Linked DNA regions of Homo sapiens: region 1 is linked to region 2. Evidence: read pairs that join two places in POLR2A ChIA-PET (ENCODE). Cell type or tissue: OCI-LY7. All regions are shown on one strand. Each heading gives the region's core, and the rest is flanking DNA. Links, peaks and the distances in the headings are about the cores only.

Evidence for each region. ChIA-PET counts read pairs that join two places held together with the same protein. Peaks named below come from ENCODE experiments on the same cell type or tissue, not always from the same donor. Only the 100,000 strongest peaks of a DNase experiment are listed, where the experiment ranks them.
Region 1: POLR2A ChIA-PET joins it to region 2 with 6 read pairs; 6 of 35 experiments call an interaction of 5 or more read pairs at or near these places.

Annotation. Positions count from the first base shown.
Region 1 is chr1:151,319,757-151,325,129 of GRCh38, reverse strand. The region is part of intron 1 of PI4KB (phosphatidylinositol 4-kinase beta); the gene reads left to right. Among named protein-coding and RNA genes, the nearest start is that of PI4KB, 5.0 kb to the left of the region's middle. In OCI-LY7, for the core only: no CTCF peak of the experiment used is centred there; no DNase peak of the experiment used is centred there.
Region 2 is chr1:151,235,450-151,240,822 of GRCh38, reverse strand. PIP5K1A (phosphatidylinositol-4-phosphate 5-kinase type 1 alpha) reads right to left here. Exons shown (of 16, transcript NM_001135638.2): 9 at 4,060-4,265; 10 at 2,558-2,641; 11 at 1,645-1,693; 12 at 784-868. Among named protein-coding and RNA genes, the nearest start is that of PSMD4, 17 kb to the left of the region's middle. In OCI-LY7, for the core only: no CTCF peak of the experiment used is centred there; a DNase peak (open chromatin) is centred at 2,712; H3K27ac peaks cover 1,214 bases.

The DNA of each region.
Region 1 (5,373 bases), core at 186-5,185, 84 kb before region 2:
ATCCCAGCTACTCCGGAGGCTGAAGCAGGAGAATTACTTGAACCCAGGAGGCGAAGGTTGCAGTGAGCCGAGATCACGCCACTGCACTCCAGCCTGGGTGACTGAGTGAAACTCTGTCTCAGGAAAAAAAAAAAAAAAAAAGCAGCTTTCCTCCTTGGAAGCATCCCCAACCAGAAATCATATTTCCTCTCATTTCCCTGCTTTCTTCTTAGAGTTGAGTCCACGCTCCATGAGAATGCTGAACACCATCCAAAGCAGCAAATTGAGATTCCTTGATTTGGGGAAGAGGTTTGGGAGGAACCCTTCAATAATTGGCATGGGACAAGAGGGGACCCAGTCCAAGTGTATTTGGGACTCGCAGTAGGGAGGAACAATTCAGAGAGAGGTGAGTGCACAGGCTGCTTTCTTTGCCATCTGTTTCAGTAGCGGCTCCCATAGCTGGCTTGGGCTGTCTGGCTGGAATCTGCTTATACCAGCTCCATGGCTCTGCACAGAGTTCTCAGCCTGAATCAATATTGACTTAACTACCATGAGACCACTGCCCTCCCTACCCTCGTGCTAGTAGCTTGAGAATGCCCTCTCCCCTAATGCCCACACTCTCTGGGCCCTTGTGTCAGCAGTTACCTGGATCCTGGTAGGGCTGGAGCTGGCTTGACTGCCTGGCCCTGAGTTTCTATAAGGAAAAAGGAGTACTCAATCTCTACCTTTACCATTGAGGTCAAAGGGGAGAGATGAGTTGAGACATCCTTAAAGAAAGGTTTGAGTTAGACATTAAGACATGAGGAGGAACTCCTCAACAGCAGAACAGGCAGTCAAAGATGATATGGAGTCTCTTTTGAGGAGCAACCTCTCTTTAAAAATTATTTTTGGGCTGGGCACCGTGGCTCATGCCCGTAATCCCAGCACTTCGGGAGGCTGAGGTGGGCGGATCACTTGAGGTCAAGAGTTGGAAACCAGCCTGGCATGTTCGAGACAACATGGTGAAACCCCATCTCTACTAAAAATACAAAAATTAGCCAGGTGTGGTGGCGTGTGCCTGTAATTCCAGCTACTCGGGAGGCTGAGGCAGAGAATCACTTGAACCTGAGAGGCAGAAGTTGCAGTGAGCTGAGATGGCGCCACTGCACTCCAGCCTGGGTAACAGAGCGAGACTCCATCTCAAAAAAAAAAAAATTTTTTTTTGAAGGAATGCATGCATTTGGTAACAAATCCAATGGTACTCAAAGAGTTTATGAAGAAAAACAGCAGTCCTGTTTCCGTTCATCCCTACTCCTGTTCTCGCAGAGTTAACCTCCTTAATTATCTCAGTGTTCTGAAGGTTATCACCATAGCTTTAGATAAAATGCTTGTTCCTCTATTTCTTTGTTTTTTTGTTTGTTTTTGTTGTTGTTTTTGTTTGTTTGTTTGAGATGGAGTCTCGTTCTGTCGCCCAGGCTAGAGTGCAGTGGCACGATCTCGGCTCACTGCAACCTCTGCCTCAGGGTTCAAGCAGTTCTCCTGCCTCAGCCTCCCGAGTAGCTGGGATTACAGGTGCCCGCCACCACGCCTGGCTAAGTTTTTGTATTTTTTGGTAGAGATGGGGTTTCACCATGTTGGCCAGGCTGGTCACGAACTCCTGACCTCAGGTGATCCACCCACCCCGGCCTCCCAGAGTGCTGGGATTACAGCGATCTCAGCTCACGGCAACCTGCGCCTCCCAGGTTTAAGCGATTGTTCTGCCTCAGCCTCCCGAGTAGCTGAGATTACAGGCACCCGCCACCATGCCTGGCTAGTTTTTTATATTTTTTAGTAGAGACGGGGTTTCACCATGTTGGCCAGGCTGGTCACAAAGTGCTGACCTCAGGTGATCCACCCGCCTCAGCCTCCCAGAGTGCTGGGATTACAGGCATGAGCCACTGCACCTGGCCATTTGTTCCTCTATTTCTTTACTTATTGTTACAAACAAGGATTTAGCTTTAGAGGATATACCTCTCATTTATATAATTATGTCATTTTTATTTCTTCTACTGGACACCTGTATAACTTTAAATAATATTTAATATATTTGAACCTTTCTTTCTTTTCCATTAACTTTTGACAGTCTCTCTTAATTCACCTTGTAGAATGAACGTCAGATATTGGTTTCCTTACCCGTTTTTCCATCTCTTGTGGATCCATCTCAAAGGACTGTGAGATGTATAAAAAAAGGATAGAGGAGACTAGTTGTGGTGGCTCATGCTTTGTAATCTCAGCACTTTGGGAGGCCTAGGCGGGAGGGTAGCTTGAGGCCAGGAAGAAGCTTTCCTCCTTGGAAGCATCCCCAACCAGAAATCGTATAGTGAGCCATGATTCCACCACTGCACTCCAACCTGGGCAACAGAGTAAGAGCCTGTCTCTTAAGAAAGAAAAAGGAAAAAAATAAAAAGGCAAGGGGTGGGGAAATAAAGGATCCTTTAAAAGGAGGAAAATTGAGCCAGCCTGCCTGCTTGGAAGCAGGGCACTAGATCAGATGATCTCTTAAAGCCATTCTATGAAAATATAAGAACATAAAAATATCAGAATTGGTGCAAACCAATCCATATTTATCTAGTCCATGGAAAAAATTTTGAAAAAGAGAATGGTGATTAACTGGGTGAGGGGATTGATTTGGGGCTCTTTACCATTCTGTCCTAGCAGAGACTGATCCAATAAGTCCTTTAATGGAGGCCAGTAGAAAGTTGTTTGCCTGGAATCTTTTGAGGTGATAAGAAATGGGGAGCTAGGTTAAGCGATAGCATCTCCTCCCCAGAGAGTCCTCTGCAGACATGTATTTTAACTGCTCAGTCACACAGAACATATGTGTATATCTTCTGTGTCTTCTCCAGCTGCTGCTCTGTGTGACCTGTAACAATTCCTTGTCACTCAGACCAGAATTCCCTACTTTGCCCAGTTGGGAGCTGTGGAACTCAGTCAGTTGTCAACTTTTCCTAGGGGCCAGCTGTTAGGCTGTGGAACAGGGGAGGCCTCTTCCATTTCCCTTCCAGTCTGACTGGAAGGAGAATTTAGGTTCCCAGTGTGAAGTGTAGAGCCTCAGTTGTCTGAACCCCCTTGAAGGCCATAGGAGTCATTTAATATTAAAAATTTAGATTGTCTTCCGTCACTTTTTTCTTATTCCTCTGACTTAGAAGGGGAAGGCTGTTGAATACAGGACTTTTTCCTTCACCTTTTCTTTTGCTTTCCAGTCCTTTCATTTTCTTTAGAACAGTTACCCTCAAAGGCTTTTTTTTTTTTTTTTTTTTAAGACAGAGTCTCACTCTGTCGCCCAGGCTGGAGTGCAGTGGTGTGATCTCGGCTCACTGCAAGCTCCGCCTCCTGGGTTCATGCTATTCTCCTGCCTCAGCCTCCCAAGTGGCTGGGACTACAGGTGCCCACCACCATGCCCGGCTAATTTTTTGTATTTTTAGTAGAGACGGGGTTTCACTGTGTTAGCCAGGATGGTCTCCATCTCCTGACCTCGTGATCTGCCCTCCTCAGCCTCCCAAAGTGCTGGGATTACAGGCGTGAGCCACCATGCCCTGCCCACAAAGGCATATTTTCTTGGCATTCAAAACTAAATGAAGCAAGCTGGGCATGGTGGCGGGTGTCTGTAATCCCAGCTACTTGGGAGGCTGAGGCAGGAGAATCGCTTGAACCTGGGAGGCGGAGGTTGCGGTGAGCCAACATTGCGCCACTGCACTCCACTCCAGCCAGGGCAACAGAGCAAGACTCTGTCTCAAAAAAATAAATAAAATAAAAATAATAGTAATAATAAATAGCTAAAGCAATTTAACCCTATTCCCTACAACACCTTCTTCTCCATATGACTTGCTTCAGATGCAGGCAGTGCCTGGGTTCCTGAGAGGCCAGGGAAGAGACCCAGCTCCAGTTTGGTGGTTTCTAGTGGTAGAGCTGCTTATATAGGAGAGGAGTCTGTTTTTTCCTGCACCTCTCAACACTGTCTAGCTCCCTGAGGAGTAAAAGCTGCCGGGAGGGAGAGTCTGTTCAGTAGCAAAATCCTCTGAATACTGTGATGTGATTCTTAGCTGAGCCCTGGGAGTTTTTCTTTTGTCTGTGAGATAAAAGAGGTGATAGTATCCTTATTTGCCTTCCTGGTGCCAGTAATAATCCCAATCGTAGTTAATTGGGGCAGGCATCTGCTAAATTTTCTAGTGAGGTCTGAGACACTATTATGTGGGAGAATGTCTGAACTGTATTTCCCTTGAAAGTTTTGAAAAGTGTACTTCTAGGAGCTTTCAGTGACTTAAAAGTCTGTGGACTAGAGGGAGAGGAAAGGATGTACCAAACATAGAGACTGAGAAAAAGAAGTTGATTGTTTAAGATGATTGAGGCTATCACATGAGTTTCTAAGCAGACCTAAAAGGTAGTGGTCCCCGTTGAATCGGTGACCCTCTGATGAGAGTGCCCTACGAAGGTGTGGCAGGGAATGATTAAAGCTTCCTTCTTATTATTCCTGTGCAACTCACAGTTGCGAGTAGGGACAGATCCACATAGGCAGCCATGCTGGTTCTACTGCTCAGAGGGCACTACCTAATTTTGGGAGAGAGCATAGTGAAAGAGTTGCCACCTTCTTACCAATACCAAGCTCAATCTGCATCAGGGATATTAAATTCAGGAATGAACTTGCTTGGCAGAGTTGGCAGAAAGAAACAGAAATAGCCTTTTTTGGTGATCTCTGAGAACAGAAGAGTTCCCCATCCGTCTTTCTGCAAAACTTTAGTGGTGACTGCTGGGAGGCAGGGAGCTGGACTATATGATATTGGGCAGTTAAAAGTAACCTGGGGCCGGGCGCGGCAGCTCACACCTGTAATCCCAGCACTTTGGGAGGCCGAGGTGGGCAGATCACGAGGTCAGGAAATCGAGACCATCCTGGCTAACATGGTGAAACCCTGCCTCTACTAAAAATACAAAAAATTAGCCGGGCGTGGTGGCGGGCATCTGTAGTCCCAACTACTTGTGAGCCTGAGGCAGGAGAATGGCATGAACCCGGGAAGCGGAGCTTGCAGTGAGCCAAGATTGCACCACTGCACTCCAGCCTGGGCGACAGAGCGAGACTCCGTCTCAAAAAGAAAAAAAAAGTAACCTTAACATTTCAGACGTACAAGAACAGACACTGGAAGGGTGGTGGTGGAAAACAGCCTCCCAGAGGGACTAAAGAATCTCTAGGCCTCCTTATTCCACCTACCCAAAGTATATGCATCCAGGGTCACCGGGGTTGAAGGTGATGTCACTAATATTTTGAAATTACCTGTATTCCAACTCTACAAAATCTTTCCTCTTGCTCATGCTCTTGAGTGTGTCTTAGACTCACTCTATTAGCATTTTTGTGAAGAGGCCTCTGAGTCTGAGTCCTTTGTT
Region 2 (5,373 bases), core at 97-5,096:
TTGATACTTGTAATTTTTATCACTTTGTAAAGATTTTTTTATCTTTTTAAAATTTGTTGTAGAGACAAGGTCTCATGATGTTGCCCAGGCTGGTTCCAAACTATCGGGCTTAACCGATCCTCCTGCCTTGGTCTCCCAAAGTGCTGGGATTATAGGTGTGAGATACTGCACCCAGCCTGGTTTTTCCATATCCCTTAAGACTGGCATGCCTAGGTCCCCTCTCCCTCGCTATGGGAATAATGATGCCTAATATGAGAAGAAGGGAAAGAGAAGCTAGAATTTGCTATGGCAGCAGCATGGAAGATTTGCAAAAAAATATTGGCACTTCCTAAACAAGAAAGTTGAGAAAAGAGACTAAAAACATGTGCTAAGCAGAAATCAGTAAATGCTTCTGTAACCACCTGAGATAGTCTAGAAGACAAAACAGAACACCATTAACCTCACTGCGTATCTCTGTACATAGGCTCTGCCTATCTCTGTGGCATGGATCCTACATCCACAACTACACATTATTTATTTATTTATTTTTTTGCAAATCCCAATTCCCCAGAAATGGTCCTCACCTCATTGACATATGCAGGAAGAGCCAAGGGGGAAACAGCAACTTGGAAATGACTATGACAGACTAACACAAAGGACAAGAAATGGCTCTCATGGGATGTAGGTGGAAGGAGAGGCCTCTGGCATTGGCAGCTCCCTACCAGAGGTGTCCTGCCCTCTGTTCTCTTGGGGTAAGGGAGCCACTGGGCAGGAGTAGGCAGTCAATTGGTAGAAACCACTTACAGGGAATCTTCTTAAATACTGTGTTGCACATGAAGCGCTGGAACCGTTCAGCGTAGAAGCCTGGGCGATGCACTGAGACAGTGTCCTGCAGAGCAGAAGAAATGCTATAGAGTTAGGAGGCCCGGCAAGAGGAACTCTAGTCCAAGGGCCATCTTCCCCCAGACTGAGCCCCTAGCAGAAGGGTAAAACCTACAGATGAAATAAACGGAAGGGGCCAGACGTAGTGGCTCACACCTGTAATCCTAGCATTTTGGGAAGCTGAGGTGGGCGGATCACCTGAGGTCAGGAGTTCGACACCAGCCTGTTCAACATGGCAAAACCTCATCTCTACTAAAAATACAAAACTTAGCCATGCATGGTGGTGGGCACCTGTAATCCCAGCTACATGGGAGGCTGAGGCATGAGAATTGCTTGAACCTGGGAGATGGAGGTTGAAGTGAGCTGAGATTGTGCCACTGTACTCCAGCCTGAGTGACAGAGCGAGACTCCATCTCAACTCAGCACTTTGGGAGGCCAAGGTAGGCGGATCACTTTGAGGTCAGGAGTTTGAGACCAGCCTGGCCAACATGGTGAAACCCATCTCTACTAAAAATACAAAAATTAGCTGGGCGTGGTGGCACGCGCCTGTGGTCCCACCTACTCGGGAAGCTGAGGCAGGAGAATCACTTGAAACTGCGAGACGGAGGTTGCAGCGAGCCGAGATCACGCCACTGCACTCCAGCCTGGGTGACAGAGTGAGACCCTGTCTCAAAAAAAAAAAAAAGAAAAAAGAAAAAAGAAAAAATTGCAAGAAACTGAGGCCAATCAGAAGTGATGGAGGCAGAAGTGTACGGTAAGAGAGCCTCTAGTATTACTACTTACTCCGTCATGTACCAGGGCTTTCCAAGAGTGCTCCAACTTCTTAACAAACCTGCAAGAAAAATGTACATCACCTACTCACGTCATTTTTAAATAAATGACCTTAATAACTTTATATTTTAGGGGGTTAAAGGGGTAATAGAAAATCTTGAAAAGACAGAAGCTGAGAAAGCACATCTACTGGTACACTGGTTTTCCCAAGAACAGGCATGGCAGTGCTGGTTCATCACAGAGACCAATGTTGTTTCTAGGTAAGTCAATTATTCCCCCCATGGGAAAAGGGCAATTTATGTCCCTGACAAATCAGGAACATGAATATTTATTATAAAAGGAGAGCTGAAGGAACAGATGGGCAAGACTGGAAAGGGTAGTTAAAACTGGATGATAATACTGAACCAACAAATCAAGTACCGTCCAGTCCTCATTAGTATTTAAAACCTTACAGGAACAAAACTGGGGTCTAACAATTCCAGCTCCTCCCTGATGATCACTCCATTGCCTCTTAGTTCCACAGTCTAATACATTTTACAGAACACAGTGACCCTCCTGTTTTTCCTCCTTGGAAAAGGGTAACGTTTCCAGTTGTATCCCCATGTGGAACATGACTCATCTCATAGGTTTTTGCAAAGAGCCAGACAGATGGCATATTCTACCCTGGTGCTTCCAAGGACTGACTCAGCTTTCCACAGAAGGTATACATTATGTCTGGGGAGATGGGGGAGGAAGGGTTATAAAGGCCGGGGAAAGAGGCAAAATCAAGGAAATAAACCATCTGAAAACTAATGAAGTAAGTAGCCAGACTGCAACTCACTGTTCTTGCTTCCGGAAGAACTTGGTAACAAACCTATCTAAAAGAGAAACGTGACTGGTTATCTGTATCCACCCTCTCTTAATTTGGGATCCATATGCTCCTCACCTGTAAGACTGTAGAATGTCAATGATGCCAATATAAAGCAGAAGCCTTTCCCCTTTACTATTCCGGGCAGGGATGCCACCCATACTGGAAAAGGCAAAAAGGAAAGGGTGAGAAAATCTGTTGGCTAGTTTAGTCAGATCAGGATGGGGAAGTGAAACCTACACATAACTGCCTCATCCTCCATAAACCAGAAGGTCAGATAATAAGTGATCAAGAAAACAAAAAGAGAAAAAAATACATTAAAAAAACAGGAGAAAATGAGATCCTTCCTCTAACCCCAGGAACTCTCTACAGTATGTATTATAATCTAGTTTTCTCCAAATCTTCTTGCCTACCTCTTCCACTCTGATTCCACCAAAGAGAATCTAAAATTGCCACTACTCAGCAATTTTGGGAATGCTCTCCTAATTAACTCAACTTCTTCAGTACTTTTGCTATCTTAATTTATGCCCACTAAGACACTCTTCTTGAGAGTCATATTACAGGATACCTTAAAAAAATGAAACAATCTAAGATATTTGTGACACTTCAGTAATTACACTTACTAGGCATGATGAAGAAGGATGCCTTCCACAAAGAAGTCTATAACAATTTTTTTTTTTTTGACACAGGGTCCCATTCTTTTTGCCCAAGCTGGAGTGCAGTGGCATGTACAGTGGCTCACTGCAGCCTTGACCTCCTGGGCTCAAGCAATTCTGCCTCATCAGCCTCCTGAGTAGCTGGGACCACAGGTGCTCACCATCACACTCAGGTAATTTTTGAGTTTTTGTAGTGATGAGGTCTCATCATGATGCTCAGGCTGATCTCAAACTCCTGGACTCAAGTGATCCGCCTGCCTCAGCCTTCCAAAGTGTTGGGATTACTGGCATGAGCCACTGTGCCCAGCCCTAATAAAGTTCTAATATAATTTGCAGACATGCATTTAAGACTATAATTTTTTAAGTCTTTAACTCTTGAACAGCTCTCCTTCCCACATATACTATAAACCCGAAATTAATCTTCTTTTCATTTTGTATTAAGAAAGCTCGTTCAAGCTCATTCTATACTTCTGTCAACAATAATGTTACTGATCCAACTGCTGAGTCAAGGCTACTCCTTTCCAGAAGCTGGGTCCCTTCCTAAAGAAAAAGTGCTGTGGCCGGGCACGGTGGCTCACGCCTGTAATCCCTGCACTACGGGAGGCCAAGGCGGGTGGATCACCTGAGGTCAGGAGTTCGTAGACTAGTTTGCCCAACATGATGAAACCCCTTCTCTACTAAAAATACAAAAAATTAGCTGGGTGTGGTGGCAGGTGCCTGTAGTCACAGCTACTCAGGAGGCTGAAGCAGGAGAATCGCTTGAACCCAGGAGGTGGAGGTAGTAGTAGGCTGAGATCGTGCCATTGCACATCAGCACATCAGCCTGGGCAACAAGAGTGAAACTAAAAAAAAAAAAAAAAAAAAAAGAAAAGAAAAGTGCTGTGGGCCTATGTTCTCCCCCCTAGTGGCCCTGAGCCCACTTACTGGTCATCAGTCTCCATGGTACCACCCCGTCGAGCCTCTCCCTGGATGGATTCCATGGCTGTGGAATACAGAGCCTTTTGGGGGGCCGGTCTTCGAGTATCAACTGAGTACTGTGTTTCACTGCTTAAGGGCTCTCGTTGTGCATGATCTATATTATGGATTGACATCAAGAGGCTGTAATCCATTATCTTGAAGCTCTGCAGCACCTAATGGAAGGAAAAAAACATGATCTGAGCCTTGGAAGAAATAAAAATATTTTTCAGGATCTCACAATTTTTTTGTTTTTTTGAGAAAGGGTATCAATCTGTAACCCAGGCTAGAGTGCAGTGGTGTGATCTCGGCTCACTGTAGCTGCAACCTCCCAGGCTCAAAATATCCACCTACTTCAGCCTCCCAAGTAGCTGGGACTACAGGCACACACCACTACACCTGCCTAATTTTTTATTTTTCATAGAGACGGTTTCACCATGCTGCCCAGCTGGTCTCTAATTTCTGGGCTCAAGGGATCTGCCTATCTCAGTCTTCCAAAGTGCTGGGACTATTGGTATGAGCCACCACGCCTGGCTTGACAGCTTTCATGATGTAATTATTTAATTTAGCCTTACAGTGAACCTGTAAGGCTAAATTTTTTTTTTTTTTTTTTTGAGACGGAGTCTTGCTTTGTCGCCAGGCTGGAGTACAGTGGCGCGATCTTGGCTCACTGCAACCTCCAACTCCCTGGTTCAAGCGATTTTCCTGCCTCAGCCTCCCAAGTAGCTGGGATTACAGGCACGTGCCACCACACCCAGCTAATTTTTGTATTTTTAGTAGAGTTGGGGTTTCACCATGTTGGCCAGGCTGGTCTCGAACGCCTGACCTGGTGATCTGCCTGCCTCAGCCTCCCAAAGTGCTGGGATTACAGGCGTGAGCCACCACGCCCGGCCTGGTTAGTCTTTATTTACATACCCTTAGCTTTCTCTCATTTGAGTTAATATAATTTTTCCAAGTCCCACTGCCTAGCCCACAAGACCATCTTTGTTCTTTCCATGTATGTCTCCATGAAGAGAACACTACCTTCTCAAAAGAACAAGGAATACATATTTGTGCTGTGAAGATTCCACAATGAGGTTCTGGTAAAGTACACTTTGTGACAGAACAGATCTGTGGTAGGACCTTGTATGACTAGCTTCAATTCAGTTAAACATTTACTGAATCTCCACCATGTAGGCACTGTGCCTCCTTACAGAGATATAAAGATATTAAAGAGAGAGTTTCTGTCTTCAAGGACATTATACATTTAGAAAGGGATACAAATGTAAAATAAACACAATACAG